Linked DNA regions of Mus musculus: region 1 is linked to region 2. The links are chromatin loops, found by intact Hi-C in ENCODE. Cell type or tissue: left cerebral cortex. All regions are shown on one strand. Links, peaks and the distances in the headings refer to the core of each region. The heading gives the core; the rest is flanking DNA.

Region 1 (11,666 bases), core at 1,921-9,920, 260 kb before region 2:
AACATTGAATTGGGGCTGCCTTACAGGTTCAGAGGTTCAGTCCTTTATCATCAAGGTGGGAGCATGGCAGCATCTCTATGGAGCAGACAGGGCTGAGAGTTCCATATCTTCATCTGAAGCTTGCTAATGGAAGATTGACTTCCAGGCACCTAGGATGAGGATCTTAAACCCACACCCACAGTGACACATCTACTCCAACAAGGCCATACCTCCTAATAATACTACTCCATGGGTCAAGCATATGCAAACCATCACAAGAGGTTATAAAAAAAAATCCCTTAATGAAATACAGGAAAACACAATCAAACAAGTACAAACTCTTAAAGAAGAAATGAATAAGTTCCTCAAAGAAATACAGGAAAGTACAATCAAAGGTAAAGGAACTGAATAAAATGGCCCAAGACCTTAAAATAGAAAAAGAAACAATAAAGAAACACAAATAGAGGCAGCCCTGATGATTGAAAACCTAGGAAAGAGAACACAAATTACAGACACCAACATCATCAACAGAATAGAAGAGATGGAAGAGAGAATCTCAAGCATAGAAAATACCATAGAAGAAGTTGATACATTGGTCAAAGAAAATGCCAAGTATAAAAAGTTCCTAACTCAAAACATCTAGGAAATTTAAGACACATGGAAAAGAACAAACCTAAAAATAATAGGACTAGAAGAGGATGAAGATTCTCAGCTCAAAAGGCCAGAAAACATCTTCAACAAAGTAAAAGTAAACTTCTCTAATGTAAAGGAAGGATAGTTATAAACATACCACAAGCTTAAACAAATCTAAATAGATTTTACAAGAAGAAAAAAAATCCTTCTGCCATATAATAATCAAAACATTAAATATACAGAACGAAGAAAGAATATTAAAAGCTGTAAGGGAAAAGGCAAGTAACATACAAAGGCAGACCTATCAGAATTACACATGAATTCTTAACAGAGACACTAAAAGCCAGAAGATCCTCCCCCTTGCAGACCCTATGAGACCACAGATGGCGCCCTCATACTACTATACCCAGCAAACCTCTCAATCACCATAGATATAGAAACAAAGATATTTCATGACAAAACCAAATTAAACAATATCTTTCATCTAATCCACCCCTACAGAGCATAATAGAAATAAAACTCCAATACAAAGAGAGTAACTACACCCAGGAAAACACAAGAAATAATCAACTCACAGCAAAACCAAAAGAAGAGAATCACACATACTCAGTAACAACTCCAACATTAAAACAACAGGAACTAACAATTATTGGTCATTAATATCTCTCAACATCAACAGGCTCAATTCACTAATAAAAAGACACAGGCTAGCAGACTGGATATATAAACAAGAGCCATCATTTTGCTGCATACAAGAAACAGTGGGATATGTAGGGGCCACCTCCTGTAGCCAGACAGGACCCCCCACCCAGTGGAAGGACAGGGACATCAACCCACCCACTAAACTTTAGACCCAAAATTTGGCCTGTCTAAAAGAAAGCAGGGATGGAGCAGAGTCTGAAGGAAAGTTCACCCAATAGCTGGCTCAACTTGAAAGCAGTCCAATGGATAAATAGCAATCCCTGACATTATTAATGATACTCTGCTATGCTTGTAGACAGGAGCCTAGCATAAATGTTCTCTGAGTGGCTATACCTAGCATTAGATGTAAACAGAAACAGATACACACAACCAAACATTAGGTGTAGATTGGGGATACCTATGGAAGAATTAGGGGAAAGATTGAAGTCCCACAAGTAGATGGGAACTTCACAGGAAAACCAATAGAGTCAACAAACATGGACCCCTGGGAGCTCTCAAAATCTGAGCCACCAACCAAAGAATATATACAGGCTGGAATGACGCCACTACCCACCAGGCACATACATAGCAGACAGGCAGCCCAGTCTTCATGGCTGCCGTCTCTGGCATCAGTGCGAGAGGATGAGCCTAATCTGGCAGAGATTTGATGTGTCAGGAAGGGAAGTACGATGTGGGGGGTGGGGGGTCCCACCCTCTCAGAGGAGAAGGGGAAGGGGTAGAGACTCAATGAAGGAGGGACTGGAATGGGGGGTTACATTTGGGACCTAAACCCATAGGAAATAGGAAGCTTAAGTGGGAGTGCAAAATTGATAACTTCCCTTTTCTAGTCACCTGGCTTTCTGATGCAGAACTCCCGAGGGAGCTATAATAAGGCTTAGGAACACAGACAGCATCCTTGGCCTGGCTGATGCCCTTTATATTACTTCTGTGAATGAGCTTGCACAGGCTCAGTCTTTGTTGGCCCCTTTCTTGTGGTACTTTACAGTTAGAAACAGCCAGCAAATGCCAGCCTCCTGGATTTGTCTTCCTTCTACTTCCAGTGCAGTAGCAAAGGCCATCCACCATGGAATTACCAGTGGGATTTAATTAGATATTTTGTCACAACTAATAAGAACCAACAACTTTACAACCTTTAATATCCACGTTGTCTTTCAGAGTGGACTAACTCAAGCCGGTGTTTGCTATTTTCAAACTTTCCACAGATAAAACCTTTTTGGGGACCTACGTTTGTACTGTTAATGTACTACTAATGCCTATATTTAGCTATAGATAATGTACAAGGCAAAATGGCATAATGAGAAGACAATCAAACAGAACCTTAATGTGAAAGGAACAGGAAGAGTAGAAAATATGTAAAAATACTTCCCTAAACAGAAGACCAAAATATATATTTATTATATGTGGATATGTAGAGGTACATGTCACTTGTAATGTGGAAAATGCAAGTTAACAAACACTCTTTACTTACTTACTTACTTGGTGAAATTTGTTTCTATCTGACCATCTGGTTATTTTTATACCGTGTTTTCATTACCAAGTACTGATAAACTGAATAACAAGCTCTACTAGTGGGAGTGCTTCTTACAGCACTTTATGCAGAACTATTTTGTTAAAATCTCATAAAACTGAAGATGAGCATACGTAACTACCAGAAAAACAGTCAGCACAGCAGTAAGAAAGGCTGGTGAGGTGTCACAAACACACTTGAAATGAACAGACATTCTCACAAGGAGACAGTCAGACCCTCAAGGCTGGGGATGAAAGGAAAGCTGAAAGCTAGAAACACCTTGCATGAGCTGTCGGTGTGGCTGCCTAGGGAGTTTTTCTATTGCTGTGCACCCTTTCCTTGATCTGTATGACAGCACAGAAGTTAGAAGTAGGGCTTCATTCCTAACTCAGTTACACACCTCAGACATACATACATGTTTTCATGCACACACACACACTCACAGGCAACTTAGATACAGACAGACTATTTTCAGTAAAAGGGAGAACTATAAATAGATCTGTACATCATATATATATATATATATACCCCGGTTTAATCTCCTGTCACCAATAAGAGAGACAGAAGAATGGAAGGGATACAGAGATCCCAGAATCTAAATTCTTTCCTTTTGTTTCATCTTTGAGCACGACTACAAACAAACCCCGTCCAATCCCAATGAATGACCAACAGCCACCAACCCATCTTCTCAGGGCTCTTGCATTTATATACCCTTTGAAAATTCCCAGAATGTCAAATGTCAATTCCAAATGTCAAATGTCAATTACAGAAACTATCTGCAGCTGGCAAAACCATGCCTCTAGTAGAGCAAGTGGCAAATCATTTTCACCTTCTGTGGACAGTCCAAAGCAGCCCCATATCTTGGAAATAAACCTGGGATTAAAACGAAAACATACTTTTATAATATTTCTGTGTTTTTTAAAGAAACCAAAATTCCTGTTACTATAAGCAGGCTCTTGGAGACATCTTTGATGTCTCACAACTCCTTCTATAAAAGGACTGTACACAAAATTAGAAAGCAAGAGAACTCTTCAGTATGAAGTAACCCAGGGGAAAGAACAAGAACCAAGGAAGAGAGGAAGGAAGAAAGCTGTGCAGGAATTAGGCAGGAAAGGCCATCATAGTGAAATAGTGACATTCACTTGATAAGCTCTGAAGGATGTACAACTTCAATAGACTCACAAGTGTTGGTGCTTTGTAGCTGTAAATCCACAGAGAAACTTCAAACATCTATCCATAGAACAAATAATGAGTCAATTATGGCATAGAATTTCACTGTAATACTGTGAAACACTTTTGATTGAAAATTACTACATTTAAAACTATGCATAGAGGGCTGGTGTGATGTCTCAGCAGGTAAGGCACCTGACACCAACTCTGATGAACTGAGTTCCATCCTTAGAGTCTACATGGTAGAAGGAGAAAATCAGTGCCCACATTTTCCTCTCTCTCTCTCTCTCTCTCTCTCTCTCTCTCTCTCTCTCTCACACACACACATACACACACACACACACACACACGTGCATACACACCCTCGATGATAAGGTGTAATAAAACCATTTAAAAATTAAATATATGCATTTCAAAAATAAAAATGAAAACTTACTTGGATTCCCAGTATATAAATCAAATAAATTTTAAGTGTATACATTATTGATGTTTATATATGATAAAATATGAAAAGAGTGAAGATGATATCGAAATAGTAAGCGATTTTAGAAAGGATGAAAAAGCAACAAGCACACTTATGTTTTGCTGGGTTGAAGCAAGGTTTAGCAGTGTAGCTAAAGCTGGTATAAACCTTAGCATCCTCCTGCCTAAGCTTCCCGGGGGTTGAACTGAAGGTATTGCCTTAGGTATGGGCCACGCAATGTGGCTTCTCAAACATTTATAATAAAGCCCAGGCCTCCTGATTGCTAATTAATAAGATCATGCTTTAAAAGGGAATCTTCACTAAGCTAAACTCAAAATCAGATCATACGATTAGACCTAAACCCAACTTTACACAACATTATACATGTCCTTCCTTAAATAACTCTAACTTCTCATAGCATGACTGTCAGGAAGTTGCAGGGATGTGTTCACAGTAAACGCTTGGAGAAAAGGAAGCTCTCAAAAAAATAATAATAATAAAAAGGAAAAAAAACAACAACAGTGAAAACATCAATTACAGTCATAAGCAAAAAGGCAAATCTTCACACTAGATTTTTAAAAATCAAAATTAGAACAACTTTTTCTTTTGTTTTCATACCGATTTATGTACCTCAGTTTAATCTAAATTAATTTACCTAATTTTATTCCAAGATTAAATAAATTAAATGTGCCCACATAGGTCCACATATTTTTCATTTATTTACAAAATAATGTGCACATAGATACATAAATATGTGCAGAGACATACATGGAGTATACCAACATCTGTCTTGAGAGGAACTGGCTGGCCAAAGAGATTAACAAAAGATCCATTCTGAAGTGATGAAAGCAACTTTATTCACAAGGGACAGGCCCAAAATACTGCATGGCATAATTGCACATCTGCCTTAGCATTTGCACATTCCAAGGGAAATAGACATCTGACAGCAGCAGGCCTCAGGCATGGACCTTAGTCCTGATCACCTGTTGTGCTGCAGATTTACTGACTGATGGGTTTATAAGCACACAAGACTGGGAGTTCCCTACAAGAATGTAGCATTTAAAAATCCTCATATGACATTCTGGGCTAGAAGTCAGTCTAAGCAGGCACACAATTTCTTTGTTGTTGAATTGTGGGGAGCCGCCCTCACATTCGCCGTTGCAAGATGGCGCTGACATCCTGTGTTCTAAGTGGTAAACAAATAATCTGTGCATGTGCCAAGGGTAATTCTCCACTCCATGTGCTCTGCCTTCCCCGTGACGACAACTCGGCCGATGGGCTGCAGCCAATCAGGGAGTGACACGTCCTAGGCGGAGGATAATTCTCCTTAAAAGGGATGGGGTTTCGCCATTCTCTCTCTTGCTCTCTTGCGCTCTAGCGCTCTGGCTCCTAAAGATGTAAGCAATAGAGCTCTCTTGCTCTCTTGCTCTCTGGCTCCTGAAGATGTAAGCAATAAAGCTTTGCCGCAGAAGATTCCGGCTTGTTGCGTTCTTCCTGGCCGGTCGCGAGAACGCGTGTAAGATTGAATCCTTTTTGAAAGAAGGCAGGATGATATGGATAGAGAAGATGGGAGGAATTCAGAGCCCTGCTTCATCCCTCCAGCCAACAATGGTTGCCTGAAAGTCACTACTAGGGACACTGGGGAGCCACAGTAAAGAAGACCTGCTTGTAGGCCTCACTAAACCAGAAGCACAAGAATGTGAATCTGGACACAGATATACGCTTAGGTAGGTTAAGATTTTCCATAGACTTGAATTACCCTAGTTTAATAAGGAAAGCTTCTATCATGGCCAACCTCAAGATCAGATTTCCCTCCCATAATGCAGGTACCAGGTAGGGCTAGGTCATTAGAATGGCATTGTACATGGTATCAGATTCTCAGCAACACAATTCTTGTTACTAGGAAAGGCTTCTTCCTTCCCTTCAACTGGGAGAACTTGGGTAACCTTGGTGAAAGAAGCCCAGGACTAAGGTCCTAATAATACCAATGTTTTCCTTGATTATTTCCACTGAAGCAGACTTATCAACAGAACTGTCAGCAAGCACTAACTGTTTGGTTCTTTGGGTTTTCTTCCATTGCAGGATAAAAATCCATATTAGCACCCAAATGCCCAGAACGTCAGAAATGTACAAGGAATTACTCTTCTTATAACATGACATAATAAACTGTATGGAGACAACTGTAGGCAGAAGACAAACATCTTCAAAGAACATTGCATACTCCCTCTCTGCAATAAAAAAAAAATTTCTGGATGAAAAAGAACACGATTCTGATTGACTCTTTGCATCTCTGCCTTGAAATAAAGATTCCAACTTCTCCTGAATCTGAATTTAACAAAATTAACACTGGCAGGGCTTGGTGAGTCAGTCTCAGTGGGGAAAGGTCCCGACTGCTGCAGAGGCGTAAACAGCAAGCTGGTGTTTGGATGAAGACCTAGAAAAGAACACCAGAGTGGGTGGTTAGTGGAAACAGATGCTCTGTGCTATAGAGGAGTAATGATCAGACAGTATTTTTAGTTTCTCTTTAACTGTATTGGGGAAAGAAAATCCATTGTTAGTCTTCTCTCATTTAAAGAGTTACAAAGTTGCAGTCAGTGAATGTGCTTGTGTATGACTGTGGATACGATGATGTCTTAGTTTCCTTCTTGCTGTGATAAAATATCCTGATAAAAGACAACATGTGGGAAAGACATTTGGCTCACAGTTTAAAGGGAAGTCATTGCACCGTCACTTGAGACCTCTGCTCACATTGAATCCACAATCAGGAAGCCCAGATTTATGAATGGTAGAGTTCAGATTGCTTTCTCCTTTTATTCAGTCCAGGGCATCCTTTGGACAGTCATGCCACCACACCACACTAAGGGTGAGCCGTCCCACCTCAATTACCCTTATCCAAACACTCAGCATGAGAACTGAAACTTCGTAGTCCAACTCCATGAACTCTTCTCGGCTTCCCTTGATCCATTAATGTATGCTGAACTTAAAATCACCTTCCCATTGTTTCAGATATTTAACATGGCTTACCTTACCTGTCTTTATGTTTTAAACTCAGCACTTTACTAAATATATCAGAATGCAAAAAGGATACATATGTCTCTCCATGGTTTCAGGGAAATGTGGGAAAAGCAGGGGCCTTGTGCTCAGACTTCTTTATCTGTTAGAATGTGGAGAATGAAAATAACAATAAAGAACTAAAGCTCCTCTCTAAGCTTTGTCTGTGATGGCCTGTCTGTTTTTAAATCAATATCCTTTGAACTTCTGAGAATTAACACAGTAGAGAAAATAAAAATAATGCATGCCCTCACAGACATGCCAAAGGCTTTTCTTGTTAGTGATCCTATATCCTGTCTAGTTGGCAATTAACCTTCATAGGTGGCATACTTGTAACTTACACTGATATACAAGTGTAGTTTGTTTAAATACTGAGCCATTTCACTATCCACCTCAATGTGGAGCAGCTTATTCAGGTTTCAAATATTAATAGACTGTTTTTTATTAAATTTATAATTTTAATTTTTCTATTGTTTACTGTTAATTTAGTAACAGTGGTCACTAGTTTTAATGTATAGGATTACAGAATTTTGGAGATATAAAATAGCTTAAAACTTATCTAGTCTGTGTCTACTTTTACTGTGTAAGTCCAAGGCAAGTGTGAATAAGAAGTCTTTGACAACTCATCCAGTGAGTCAGATGAAACAGGGCAAGAATCAGGTTTCTTAAATTCTTCTCCACTGCAAGACCCTCTGCAGGAAAAATAAACTGACTTAAGCGCAATATAAAAGCCAATTTTTTTCCTTTGGGGAAAAAATTAACATTTCTGGCAAAGTGCTTAAGCAAATTTCTTATAGAGTTTAATTAAATCCTGTTATGGGACACTCCTTCCTACACAGCTGTCAGTCGAGAGTGAGCTTTAACATGATTTTTTCATTTATATATGACTTAGCAGATCCAAAATTCTATCTCAAGGACATTTTAAATTCCCAGTATCAAGTTCAAACCCCATAACACTAAGGGAGAGTGTTGAGAAATATAATCTAGGTTCCATCGTCGAAAAACTTTTAAGAGGTCCTGTGTCTAGGTAAGGGGCACAATGAGCAGCCCAGCCTAGAGGTGAGTGCTGTTGCCCAGCACTGACTACCCAAACAATCACATGCAGCAATAATGAGTCTTAGCTCTGGCTTTGAGAGGCTTTCTTCTGTACACAGATTAACTTTTTCTGAGTTAACATTTTTGTGATCTCCCAAGGTTAAAATGATCTGCTTAGATAATTGTAAAAACAAAACTATTAAAGAACAACCAAAAAAAAAATCATCGTTTAAAGTCTTTAGAGTTACAGTAGAGAAATCTAAGATAATATTGATACTTGGAATAAATAAAATCACAACTAATGATCTACTGTGAGAAAAGCAGTCTTTGATTAACACCAAAGAAATTGTTTAATAAGCACTTTCTGCTTGTTCCACAGTTATGCAAGCACTCGCTGGCTCTTCATTACACAATTATTGGAGTGATAATGCCTTTATGAGCACTAATCACTTCCTCTGGCCTCTTCCCACCCAAAGCTGTATCTCTAATTGAGTTTGCCCAGGAAGTACATTATACAGTTGTCCATCACAGGTTGACAGACCAATTTTCAGACTTCCTAAGCAGCTAGTCAGCAGACTACAGTATCTGGCAGAGAATTCTAGACATTGGAAGCACATGCATTATTAAAAATCTTGTTTTTTCTTTCTGTTGGGTTTGCTATTTTCTCAACTGGTCCCCCTGCATTCATCATCTTACAAGGTGAAGCACATGCTTCAGGTCTATAAAAGTAGCCAAAATAAATGTTATTAACATAGAATGGAGGGCTGTTTGTTGAATTTACAACAACTATTCTGCTCTAATTGACCACTTTATAGACATTAACTTAGTCTTCACAAAAAATTATAAAACAGTGTTCTATTTCACATTGATGTCAACAGAAACCCCATGAGGTTGAGTAACATGGAAGACTGGCCAGAAGGTGCCAGTCAAGATTCTCACTATTTGAAAATTAATATGGTAATCCTATTTTCTCTGTTGTTATTAATCTATTAACAGAGAAGAGACATGAAACCAATGAAGATATTTTTATTGAGTTGGGAAGGAAAGAAAATTTCCTTAGTGAAGAGACTTTATAGTAGTTGCACAAGTCTATACTCCCACCAGCAATGAAGGCATATTCCCCTTGCTCCACATTTTCACCAGCATAAGCTGTCACTCAAGTTTTTGTTTAGTCATTCTGACCAATGTGAGATCATCATCTCAGCTGATGACTAAGGATATTGAATATTTCCTTAAGTGCTTCTCGGTCATTAGAAATTCACCTATTAAGAATTCTCGGTTTAAATCTATACCTCCTGTTTAAATTGGCTTATGGGTGATCCACTTGAATTTAAGTTTTGTGCAGGGATAGATATCGATATATTTGTATTCTTTTACATGCTGACACCCAGTTAGACCATCACAATTTGTTGAAGATGTTTTCTTTTTCCCACTGTATACTTTTGGCTTCTTTGTCAAAAATCAAGTGTCCATAACTATGTGGATTTACTTCTGGTTCTTCAATGTGATTCCATTGATTACCCTATCTGTTTTTATGATAGTATAATGCAGATTTTATTACTATTGCTCTATGTGTAGTAGAGCTTGAAATAAGAGGCAGTGATGACTTCGGAAGTTCTCTTATTGTACATGATTGTTTTAACTAATTTGTGTTTTTTTGGTTCTCCATATTAAGTATTTTTTTTCAAAGTCTGTAAAAAAAATCACATTGGAATTTTAATGGGAATTGCCTTATGTAACACATGTGCAGCTGAGTCTTCATGTGTGATTCCTAAAGCAGAAGTCTGGAATGTTTGACTATATTGCCTGCCTTTGGATTCCTTTCCCGTAACCTAGCTGCCTTCTCTATCCTCAGTAGAAGAGGATGTACCTAGTTTTACTTGATATTCCAAAGCTGGTTGATATCCAGTGTAAGCCTTCCCTTTTCTGAGAAGAAAGGGAGGAGGTGGAGGTGAGGAAAGAAGGTAAGAGGGATGGAGTGAAAAGAGAGGAGGGCAAGGAAGCTTTAATTGGAGTGTAAAGTAAATAACTTAATTGACAGAGAGAGAGAGAGAGAGAGAATGAGAGAGAAAGGGAGACTATAGCCAGACAGAGCATGGTGAACATAGCTCTGGCAGGCCTTGCCCTTCTCTCCCACTCCATCCACCTTGCTAAAACCCATTAGAATACACTCCTGAAGCTCACTCCCAAAGTCCATTCTCTTCTTTAACTAATTCCTCCTTCTGAGGCTGACTACAATGGTCCAGCTCTTGAAATATTGAAGTACAGCTATCAAAAGTGCCCGTTAGTTGTAATTAACATGCCCAATCAAAATTAATCACCTCATCCTAAGGACTTCCACTTTACCATCATAAAAAAACACTTGCACATGGGACTGTTTGTCCTCCCCATCCAGAGACAGTCCTTTGTCATCATCCTCCCTCCACCCCACACACACAAATGTACTTCCCTCCTCTCCCTTGTCCCTTGTCTCCTTTGTTCTCTTCCTCTAGCTCCTGTCTTTGTCCCTTATTCTTGTCTCTGTTCTTCTGGGGCAGATAAAGCTTCGTTTTGTTTTGTTTTGTTTTGTTTTGTTTTGTTTTGTTTTGTTTTTTTGAGACAGGGTTTCTCTGTGTAGCCTTGGCTGACCTGGAACTCACTCTGTAGACCAGGCTGGCCTCGAACTCAGAGATCCATCTGCCTCTGCCTCCCAAGTACTGGGATTAAAGGCATGCACCACCATGCCCGACAAATCTTTGTGCTGAAAACTTGATATTGAGGTGTCTTGAGCTGACTTTGAGGTCCCTACAATTTGTGAAAAGAAGACAATCATGAGATCTTCTGCTAGTTACCTTTCTTGAGAGAATAAAGTACACATGTGTTGCCTATAAATGATGTTTTATAGACCAGGTCCCAAAAAGTACTTATATCTAAAATTTATATTTTCTAAAAGCCTCTCTAAACTCTATCAGAAATATGCCAATTTTGTCATTAATGGATAAGAGATTTAAATCAATACTTTACTGGAGAACTTACATAGGTAACAAATAAGCAAATATGCCCAGCATGGCTGGTCTTTGGAGGAATGCTAATGTGAGATATGAGACATTACTTCAAACACAGAAATAATGAAAATCCTAAAACAAA
Region 2 (11,666 bases), core at 1,724-9,723:
GTATCTGTTGAGGCCTGTTTTTTGACGAATTATGTGGTCCATTTTGGAGAAGGTACCATGAGGTGCTGAGAAGAAGGTATATCCTTTTGTTTTAGGATAAAATGTTCTGTAGATATCTGTTAAAAACATTTGTTTCATAACTTCTGTTAGTTTCACTATGTCCCAGTTTAGTTTATGTTTCCATGATCTGTCCATTGATGATAGTGTGGTGGTGAAGTCTCCCAGTATTATTGTGTGAGGTGCAATGTGTGCTTTGAGCTTTACTAAAGTTTCTTTAATGAATGTGACTGCCCTTGCATTTGGAGCATTGATATTCAGCATTGAGAGTTCCTCTTGGAAGATTTTACCTTTGATGAGTATGAAGTTCTCCTCCTTGTCTTTTTTGATAACTTTGGGTTGGAAGTCGATTTTATTCGATATTAGAATGGCTACTCCAGCTTGTTTCTTCCGACCATTTGCTTGGAAAATTGTTTTCCAGCCTTTCACTCTGAGGTAGTGTCAGTCTTTTTTCCTGAGATGGGTTTCCTGTAAGCAGCAAAATGTTGTGTCCTGTTTGTGTAGCCAGTCTATTAGTCTATGTCTTTTTATTGGGGAATTGAGTCCATTGATATTAAGAGATATTAAGGAAAAGTAATTGTTGCTTCCTATTATTTTTGTTGTTAGAGTTGGCATTCTGTTCTTGTGGCTGTCTTCTTTTAGGTTTGCTGAAGGATTACTTTCTTGGTTTTTCTATGATGTGGTTTCTGTCCTTGTATTTTTTTTCTGTTATTATCCTTTGAAGGGCTTGACTTATGGAAAGATAATATGTGAATTTGGTTTTGTCGTGGAATACTTTGGTTTTTCCATCTATTGTAATTGAAAGTTTGGCTGGGTATAGTAGCCTGGGCTGGCATTTGTGTTCTCTTAGTGTCTGTATAACATCTGTCCAGGCTCTTCTGCCTTTCATAGTCTCTAGTGAAAAATCTGGTGTAATTCTGATAGGCCTGCCTTTATATGTTACTTGACCTTTTTCCCTTACTGCTTTTAATATTCTTTCTTTATTTACTGCATTTGTTGTTCTGATTATTATGTGTCGGGAGGAATTTCTTTTCTGGTCCAGTCTATTTGGAGTTCTGTAGGCTTCTTGTATGTTCATGGGCATCTCTTTCTTTAGGTTTGGGAAGTTTTCTGGTATAATTTTGTTGAAGATATTTGCTAGCCCTTTGAGTTGAAAATCTTCATTCTCATCTACTCCTATTATCCGTAGGTTTGGTCTTCTCATTGTGTTCTGTATTTCCTGGATGTTTTGAGTTAGGATCTTTTTGCATTTTGCACTTTCTTTGATTGTTGTGCCCATGTTCTCTATGGAATCTTCTGGACCTGAGATTCTCTCTTCCATCTCGTGTATTCTGTTGCTGATGCTTGCATCTATGGTTCCAGATTTCTTTCCTAGGGTTTCTATCTGCAGCATTGCCTCACTTTGGGTTTTCTTTATTGTGTCTACTTCCCTTTTTAGGTCTAGTATGGTTTTGTTCAATTCCATCACCTGTTTGGTTGTGTTTTCCTGTTTTTCTTTAAGGACTTCTACCTGTTTGCCTGTGTTTTCCTGTTTTTCTTTAAGGACTTGTAACTCTTTAGCAGTGTTCTCCTGTATTTCTTTAAGTGAGTTATTAAAATCCTTCTTGATGTCCTTCACCATCATCATGAGATATGCTTTTAAATCCAGCTTTTCAGGTGTGTTGGGGTGCCCAGGACTGGCTGAGGTGGGAGTGCTGGGTTCTGATGGTGGTGAGTGGTCTTGGTTTCTGTTAGTAAGATTCTTACGTTTGCCTTTTGCCATCTGGTAATCTCTGGAGTTAGTTGTTATAGTTGTCTCTGGTTAGAGCTTGTTCCTCTCATGATTCTGTTAGCCTCTATCAGCAGACCTGGGAGACTAGCTCTCTCCTGAGTTTCAGTGGTTAGAGCACTCTTTGCAGGCAAGCTCTCCTCTTGAAGAGAAGGTGGATAGATACTGGTGTTTGGACCTGCCTCCTGGTAGAAGATGAAGGCCCGAAACAGGGCTTGTCCCAGAATCTGTGTAGCTTCTGTAGTCCCCACTCTCACCTGTGTAGACTAATCTCGGTGGGATCCCAGAACCAAGATGGCTTCCCCAGATGCTGTGGCAAAGCCCTCCTGGGTGGGGCATACACCTCTCCTCTAAAAGGGAAGGTGCCCAGATGTCTGGAACCCAAAATGGGGTCTGCCTCAGAAGCTCTGTGGCTTTGACCTGTCCCAGAAGCTGTTAGCTTCTGTAGTCCACACTCTCACCTTCGCAGAATAGTCTCGGCAGAATCCGAGAACCAAGATGGCTCCCCCAGATGCTGTCCTCCACTGATCTCTTAAGTCACCTCTCTTTCCTGTGCTGTTATCACTTGAGTTGGGCATATTCTATCTCTTATTCAGTCAAATCTTTCTCTGATTCATCATTTTGTCTGCCTGTCAGTTAGATATCACTTCCAAACATGACTGCTTTCTTCTACAAACTAACCTTGCCTATATTGCTTGGGATTATATGTGTGTACTAAAAGTGTGTCTGAATTCCAGCCAGAGAGATTCCAAGTGTGTCATTCCAGCTGGATCACACAAACCTAGAAGGTGATCCCTTGTCAAAACAGCCATGCTGCTGGATTAAATTCCTCCACAACCAAGGAAAGAACGCTAATAAAAAATGACATGTGAGTGGCAGAAATAATGAAAGAAATGAAAATATATAGGAAGGCACTGACAGTGTGATAGACTAGGAAGCAGCAAGGACTATTGGAATATCAGGATGGCATGTTCAGGCAAAGGCTGAATCTTCAGAGAAATCCAAAGGAAAAAAAAAAAAGATGGGTGAACAATTTTCCAGCCTGGTACTCAGGTCTGTGGGGTGTTCTCAGGCAGTGAAGTGAGGCAAGCAAAGCAGAAGGCAGATAGACAACCTCCTCACCAGCTTTCTGGAAGCATAGATGTTTCCTTGGCATGGGGGTATAACCTGATAATTGAGCATTTCTTCTGATTTTGTCAAGTTGCTGGTGTCTGCACAAATTTCCCCGGGTATGAAATTTTAATATGATAATGAAAATAAGCCAAAAAGTGTATTTTATTATATTTAATTCTTTCAGAATGCAATACCTATACAATGTATTTTGATAATGTCCAACTCCTAAAACTCCCTGACAATTTCTCAGTTACCCCTTAACCCATCTGTAGCAGAAAAAGGCAGGACCTTCTCTATGTAAATGCAGGGGTCCACACAGCTTCAAATGCATCTCTTGCAGGAGGATCTAATTGAGGACTGCCTGAGAGGATTGCTGGTGCAGACAATGCCAGCCAATCAGGAACTGCTGTTTAGAAGAGATGCTTTCTTGGGACCAGTGAGGGCGCAGGTGGAAGGTATTAAAGGAGCTTGCAGCAGTGTACAGGGAGCTTGCTGTGGTGTTTCTCACTTGCTCCCAAAGTCTGTGCCATTGACTCTGCATCATCTCACCCCCAGCCCCCACGGGCAGGTAGGGTCAGGTGGCTAGTAGTTCAGGACACAGACGACACCCATCTCTATCTAATTTCATGTTCTCTTCTTTCTTTAAATAACCCACTATGCACAAGGGCACAGGGCCATCCACTGGAGTGTGGGCAATCTACTAGGTATCACATCCCCAAGGAAAAATTACTCTCCTTCCCCCCAGAAGGCATCAACTACAATAGCTCCTTGACTGGGGATTGAAGTTTGTGGCAGCTCCTCTCCCATTCATGCTGGAATTTTATCTGACTCAATCTTGTGCAGATCATGCAGGTAACCATAGCTGCTATGAGTTCACACTTCAAAGTAAAGTGGTATCCAGAAAGCATCAGACAAGATATCTTGTAGTACTTCCTCCCACACTAAAAATAGTTCCATTCAGAAGTAGTTCTCATATGTTAGAGACTGATAAAATACAAACTACTAGCTTAAATATTTCTTCAAAAAATGGTGTGGCATTGGGTTAGGAGAGATGGCTCAGCAGTTAAGAGCACGTGTTGCTCTTGCATGGTCAATTCCCAACACCTACACAGTCTCTAAAAACCATATGAAACTCAAGTGCCAGGGGATAACAGATGCCATCTTCTGGCCTCTTCAAGCTCTACATGCATAGTAAATGCACATGCAGGCAAACCACCCAGGCACACAAAATAAATAAATATTTGCTGAAGATTGTTTTACATTTTCATAGCAATATGGGCAAACTGACATCACAGCACCACTGACCTGCACTGACTCTGCTTTCATTATTTTGGGGAAAATATTATAGCTTACAATGTACATCTGTATGTTTTATATGCATTTTATTTATTTATTTATTTATTTATTTATTTATTTATTTATGGGAGAGGCATGCACATTCCAAGTCCACATGTGGAAGTCTGAGGACAATTGTGGGAGTTGGTATGCTTCACCACTTTGTGGGTATAGGGGATCAGACTCAGGTAGTCAGAATCAGCAGCAAGCATATGTTTAATTACTCAGTAACCCGCTAACCCCTAAAATATTAATGTTTTGACCTTTGGGTTTTTTCTTTTTTCTTTTTTTTTAAGGTTTGTTTATTATCCATACAGCATTCTGCCTGCATGTTTGTCTGCAGGCCAGAAGAGGGCACTAGATCTTGTTATAGATGGTTGTGAGCCACCATGTGGTTGCTGGGATTTGAACTCAAAACCTCTGGAAGAGCAAACAGTGCTCTTAACCTCTGAGCCATCTCTCCAGTCCTTGACCTTTGTTTTTAATTTTCATTTTGTGTCCATTCTTAGTTACAGAGGCAGTGTTTATTTTCATGTGTCGATCTTGTAATATCCTTAAATCCACTAATTTTTAAAACCTTTGTGTGGATTCTATCTGACTTTGTATATGTAACTATGTCAGCTGCAAAGAATGACAATTCTTCTTTACAAAAGAGAAGAAGAAGAAAAAGAACAGGAAGAAGAGTAGGAAGAAGAAGAGGAGGGAGGAAGAGAAAGAAGTGAAGGGGGAAAAGAGGAGGAAGAAAAAACAAGAGGGAGAAGGAGGAAAAATAGACAGGTTGCTGGATCCAGCACCCAGTTAGGTCCAAGAATTACATGGAACAGTTGGTAATATTGGTCCAAGCTCTCATAGATGATTCACGTCATAAACGGTCCCTCTGCACAACAGACATTTAATAGTCTTATTCCCAGGGATAGTGCTAGTGTAAGATGTTGAACCAGGGGGAGATCCTTAAGTCATTAGGTATGTACCCCTAAAATAACCATGGTACCTTGGTTATTCCTCATTTCTTTCCCATCCCAACCATTACATCAATGGTTGTTTTCACTAAGCACTCTCACCATGAAAAGTACTTCCTCACCACTGCCTCAAAGCAAAAGGGCCAATCATGAGCTAGAATATCAAAAGTTGCAGACTAGAGTAAACTTTTCTCTGTGTAAATTAACTTCCACAGGTATTTTAATTAGTTACACAAAACTAATGATTCCCATAGGTGGAAAACTCCAGGTATAAAATTATGTTATTTTGTTCTTCATCAAGAAGTGATGTCAGGGGTGAGGGATGTCATTTAAAGCACAAGGAGTAGGAAAGTGGCTTGGTGATAGAGTGCTTTCACATATCTGAAAGCTGGAATTTAACCCTCAGCACATACACACACACACACACACACATGCATGCATGCATGCATGTAGACACACACAGATACACACACGCAGAGACAAACAGAGATACACAGACAGAGAGACAGACACACACAGACAAACACACACAGATAGACAAACATACATGTAGACACACAAACAGACACACAGAGATACACAGACAGACAGACACACACACACACAAATTTCTGGTCATGGGGGCAATTACCCACATAGTCTTTTAAAGTAAATTAATAGAATGGTCTACACATCTTTAAGACTATGCAGTTTCAGCCAGTTCAGGTGGGTCAAAGTAAAGATAAGCAATATTTTGCTTCCTCTGTTAAATCTCATTCATCCCAAAACTATCTTGGGAGTTTTAAAACAACACTCAAAAAGTATTAAGTTTATCTCTTATCAAAAAACGTGTTTTCAACTTAGCTAACTTCAACTGAGAAATGATCTGTGACTTAATTTTTCCTTCTGATGCTTGGGATGTACAAGAATCCAAATGAAGATGAAGTTAGTGTTAAAAACCTACTTACTGTTGTTGAACATGACTTCCTTTCTATGATTCATAAGTGCATTTCTGCACAGCATGCGTTCATCGTGACCATGAGTCCTTTTAGCAGCTACTTTTAAATTCCTTTAAAATGAGAAGCCTGAAATAGCTTGTGTAGGATGTATTTACTGGAACAAACTGAAGTACAGGACTTCTCTGTAATTTCAAGCTTGCATAACTTATTCTTTCTCACAAACCTAAGACCTAGTGCATACTAGATAAGTAATTGCTATCCCAAATATACTCTTTAGTATGTAAGTTTTTTTTCCCACAACTATACTTTGGATGTTAATTGTCAAACAAAAAAAGTTTATCAAAGAAAATAATACCTGTTCACTTTTCAAAAGTTAGCAGAGTAATATTTTAAATGTTCATGCTCAAGCTTAAATATTATTGAAATAGGTATTTCATGAGAGAAATAGTCTTTAATAAATTTATGATAGAAATAAAGTTTTATGATTAATATTTACATAGTCATAAGTCTATTCATGTTAATTTGAGGCAGATAAATATTTTAAAATAAAGACACATTTGAGGGTTGAGGGAAGCAGGCCATGTGTAAGGCCTCAATTCAATCCCCATCTCTAAAATCAATTAACTGGTTAAAAAGTTCAGTGTGTAAGATTAAAAAATAAATGTTTTCCCCCCACACTGACAACAGCATACTAGACCAAACCACTCACAGATACTAAGGAGTTACTGTACTACTGAATTACATCCATGGCCCAATAAACACTATCTCATCTCCATCTTCTAGCTTCTAGTCCTGGATTAGAAGATAGAAGTTTTGGTCTCAAGGGTGCTATAGATCCACTGCAGGTGGGTCTTATGCAACTACTTTAGGGTAACAATGAGATTCTGAGTGTCCTGTGTTCCCAGAGTATGATATCTGCCTGAAAACCTAGCTGCTAAATATTTCGCTGTTTTCTCTCTCAAAAAAAAAAAAAAAAAAAAAAATTTTGGCCGGGCTGTGATGGCGCACGCCTTTAATCCCAGCACTTGAGAGGCAGAGGCAGGCGGATTTCTGAGTTCGAGGCCAGCCTGGTCTACAGAGTGAGTTCCTGGACAGCCAGGGCTACACAGAGAAACCCTGTCTCGAAAAAAAAAAAAGTTTATATATACTTGTGGAGTTTTTTAAGTATTAAATAAAAATAGATTGTTGTTGTTGCTGTTCGAACACTCTCTCCACTCTCTCTTCCAACAAATTAACCAGTTACTAACTGTTTGGTACATATAAAATACAAAACTATTTTGTGTATTACAGTCCAGATTTTGCACACTTTCTTTGTTTTACTTGCAATCATGCCAGGCATACTGCTTTTTATCTTGTTGAAAGACATGTCTTTAAGATCTTTTCAAAACTGCAGATGCAAATCTGCCTCAGTCTTCCTTAATTACAAAATATACAGCTGAATGTACAAGTTAGGAAGCTAGTCTCATATTGACAAACACTCAGGTGGTTCTAACACTTGCTAACATTGCTGCAATGGATGTGCACATATAAAGTACTCGTTATTAAGTTGCTGGGTCAAAGTGTGCTCAGATTTGCCATCTTGATACACACTGCCAAAGTGCCCTCAAACACACTGTCAGGTATCATCGCCCCCACATGCCAGAGCTAAAAGCTGCACTAGCAAAGTTTCTTCTATCAACACCTCTTTCTACCTGTGCTTGAGTAAAGGTGCTTGTTTCAAACACACACGCACGAACCTGCTCTGAGAATTCCTTCCCTGGGAGACAGAAACATTTACCTCCTCCTCATGTCCTGAGGACACACACAAACCAAAGTATAATTTCACCAAGTTCACCCTGGAGAGCCAACAAGTTTATTGTGATACAGAGGATGAATTAACGGAGCATGGGTGACCCCAGGAGAACCCCAGGCAATCTTCTCTAGGCATGGACAATGCATAGATGCATAGATCGGGTCCCTTTCAGTTCATCTTCCTAAGTGCTGTAGCACCTCTGGAAACACACTCACAACTAGGGCAAAATTACAAAGCCTGAGGTAAGATGAGGTTCCATGAGCCTTCCCATGCTCTCTTTCTCTGAGGGATGTCAAGTCAACAACCCCGCTCTCTTTTTTTTTCCCCTATGCTTGTTGAAATTAAGATGTAATTTCAAGAGGACCACCACGTGCCACCACATGGTATGATAGAGCAAAAAAACACCTAGAGGCCCTGGTGCCACTAAGATGAGCAAGTAAGTGGTGGAAAGATGGGAGGAAAAAAAAAAAGAAGAAGAAGAAGAAGCAAAACACTGTATGTACCACGATGAGAAACAGAACCAGAAATAAGAAAGTAGTGAGGAACAGCTGGATATGAGTAGTCTGCACTGCCACCTGAGGTTGGGATGAGGTCCTAGTCCCTACTGAAGATGAGGACCGTGTCTGGGTCAATATCCATGGCCCACTGCTGTTATGAGCTGCCACCAGGAGCCGTGTGATGTCCAAGGGCTATGCAGAGCTGGCCCTGCCCCTCACTGGCTACAGCACCCAAAAAAATGGGTCTCACACCTTATCCAGGCAGCAAGTAAAGCTAGTCCCGTTGGCAGGGGTGCAGGTGTCAGAGGACATGAGAGATGGAGAACTGGCCCACCCAGGGCAAAGCAGGAGAGTACACCCTGGTTGTGTGGGTGCAGGAAGGGAGGTGGGCCGACCAACTCAGTTATGATCCAGACACAGATCCAGGACCCTAACATCTACCCCGTCTATGAACTGGTGGAGCATGTGTAAGGACCAGTCCTGCAGAACCAAAGCTGAGGTACCTCTATGATGCAGGGAAGCTATAGGATATCTGAAAGGAGTTCTGATAAGGATCCAGTATTGATAATGCAGCAGAAGTCAGAGGCCTTAAACCAGACCAATGACTTGCTACAATGAACATTTGCAGGAGAAGCTGTTTGGGCAAAAGGAATTGTGGGACACACCATGACACACTATACCTTCCACAGAGAGATGATTTCTTTTTTCTTTTTCTTTTTTATTTATCCACATTTGTTGTTTGGGGAGCATGCTGTGAAGTTCACAAAAAAAGTCAATAAAAAGTTTTTTTTTAAAGGATAATTACTCCTTGCTCAGAGAATGTTTGACAATATTCACCATCCTTCTGTAGAATTCTCCTTTACTTATCAGTATACCAGGATATTCACTGGATGACAATTCTCAAAGGCACTTGTCATATCACGAGAGCTAGTTTAATATATATGTATATATTTAACATATTTGTTTAAGAATATCTACCATATGCAATTTTCCTTTGAGTTTGCTGATAACAGAAATTTTACAACCCTCTTGTATTTCATTTTTTCCTTGGGATATCTATAGTTCCTGCATCTGGATGTTACTATTAATTAACAAAACACATTAAGAACATTGTCTCCTTAATCATAAAACATCCCTTTAAGGAAGGCGTTTTCAGCTGTATTTCAGAGTAATATAGAGTCAGAGCCAGAGTGTTAAGGATGCTCCTTAAGGGTTTACATGAATTAATGGGGTTTTGTTTGCCAGCTCTCTGATTTGAGTTGAGCAAAGTTCACGACAGAGGGTCTCTAAGTTGTCTTCATTAAGAGAAGTCTTGATACTTTTATAAAACTCTAACAAGCAAAATGGGGCAGAGGTCTCCAGAATGAGACGAGAGAGGTTGTAAACTCTTAGTCTCAAAGGATTTTACCTTCTTCCATTAAACAATTACAAGAAGAATCGAAGTTAGGCCACAGATAAGGAGAAAACCACACTGTAGATTAAAGTTTATTAATCTTAAGATTCAGAGGTGGTTTAAAAGAGACAAATAAACTATGAAATTTTATGAGGCATCCTCAAGGCTTAATCACACTGGAATGGAGGGGGAGTAAAATAAAAGCTATGCTGGAATTCATAGGGACTAGTGTAAACATGGAGGCAATTCGGATGGACCTCCTTGGTTCTGTTGCCAAGTGATGTCTGATGTCTGACAACACTGCCAAGTACCAAAGCCCATGTGGCACCACCACTGTGAACTCCAGTGCAGGTGCTTGGAATTCTGACCCAACATAAGGAAGGCTATCTATAGAAAGGTCCAGGTAGCAAAGAGAGACACAAGAACAGCTCTGTGGACTTTTCTTCAGACTTATTGTGTGGCTAGCTACAGATATACAGTGGGTCCCAACCACATCTCATTTCTATCCTTCTCTCATAAAAGCTGAGATTGCATGGATACACAGAGTGTGGGATGAATCTCACACAGACAGGACCCAAGGATTCTCTTCCTGTAGCTCAGAGGCCTTAACAGCAGGCACCATTGCTTCCTCTTGTTATAATTTAAAGCAGAGGGCTGTGGCTTCAATGGGGGTAGTCAGTATGAGGAATAGAGAAAAATTACAAAATTCCATTGTCACTTCAGGCAAGAGTGACTTATGAATAAGTAGCAGAGATCAAATAACAATACATAGACTTTCTAGAAAATATACTAGGGTAGACTTTATTTTCCATTTCAAATACAAGAATAGAAGGAAATCAGGAAAATAATGTGCAAGCAGTCATAAGCTTTAGCTACAAAAACTGATTTGTTTTCTGTAACAACGAAATTTCTTCCATACTAAAAGCAGTGATTTTTGGCTATATACATCATGTTCCTGTATCGCAAGGCTTCTCATTGTTACTATTTCAAGCTGTCCAAAAGTATGAACACTCAAACAGGTGTACTAAAAAGCTGTAGTGTGCTTAACAAAAAGGCTTCTCATGGTAGCATACAATAAGTATCTCTGACATTGGAGAGACACAGTCAAAGTAGAGTCCTTATGTTAAGCACACATACACACACTAAGATGCCTTCAGACAAGGCCAGACATCAGAGGTTCTGTTTCCTGTAAGGCTTGTCATTAGAAAAATGAGACAAATTGTCAGTACTGATGCACATAAATTTTCTTTATCTTCCTTTGATTCCAGTTGTGGGGTGTCACCTAATGATCTCACAGGTTGTCTACTGTGCTCTTGAGAAAATAAAAATGAGCAAAGCCTGCCCCACAGACCCACCCCACCTCCAGCTTATTCATACACATGGGATATCCTGATTTGTTGTTAGACTATAAACTGTTATTCTCTCCAACCCTTAGGTAATTTAGTGTTAATCACAAAAACCTTATTCTTTAAAGTCTTTTTAGATCCTTTATAGTTTTACTGGACCCCAGAGACATTTGCACTAATCTGAATCTGAAGGTTTGCTTCCAAAATTTAATTTAATTCATTTGATCACTTTACATGCCATCGGAACTGCTAAAAATACAAGGGACCTTTTTAGTTGTTATCATTTTCAATTCAGTGGTTTAGGAGACTATCGATGTAGAAGTCTTTGAATTCTCTAAGATGGGAGCCTTTCAAAGACTCATACGATGAAATCATTTTAGATATAAAAGAGATTGCCATGTTGTATGTGATAGGTCTCTAGTGCTATGGGATGAATTTGTTCCATATGATAGTTTTCTAAATATGTCA

What was found. Peaks named below come from ENCODE experiments on the same cell type or tissue, not always from the same donor. Only the 100,000 strongest peaks of a DNase experiment are listed, where the experiment ranks them.
Region 1: a loop joins it to region 2, with 14 times the contacts of the local background. A loop is called at or near these places in 2 of 42 quality-filtered maps.

The regions. Positions count from the first base shown.
Region 1 is chr1:47,188,423-47,200,088 of GRCm38, reverse strand. No RefSeq gene overlaps it. Among named protein-coding and RNA genes, the nearest start is that of Gm39638, 58 kb to the left of the region's middle. In left cerebral cortex, for the core only: no CTCF peak of the experiment used is centred there; DNase peaks (open chromatin) are centred at 3,861 and 6,862; H3K27ac peaks cover 1,854 bases.
Region 2 is chr1:46,932,454-46,944,119 of GRCm38, reverse strand. No RefSeq gene overlaps it. Among named protein-coding and RNA genes, the nearest start is that of Slc39a10, 85 kb to the right of the region's middle. In left cerebral cortex, for the core only: a CTCF peak has its summit at 4,615 (motif pointing right); a DNase peak (open chromatin) is centred at 6,241; H3K27ac peaks cover 5,017 bases.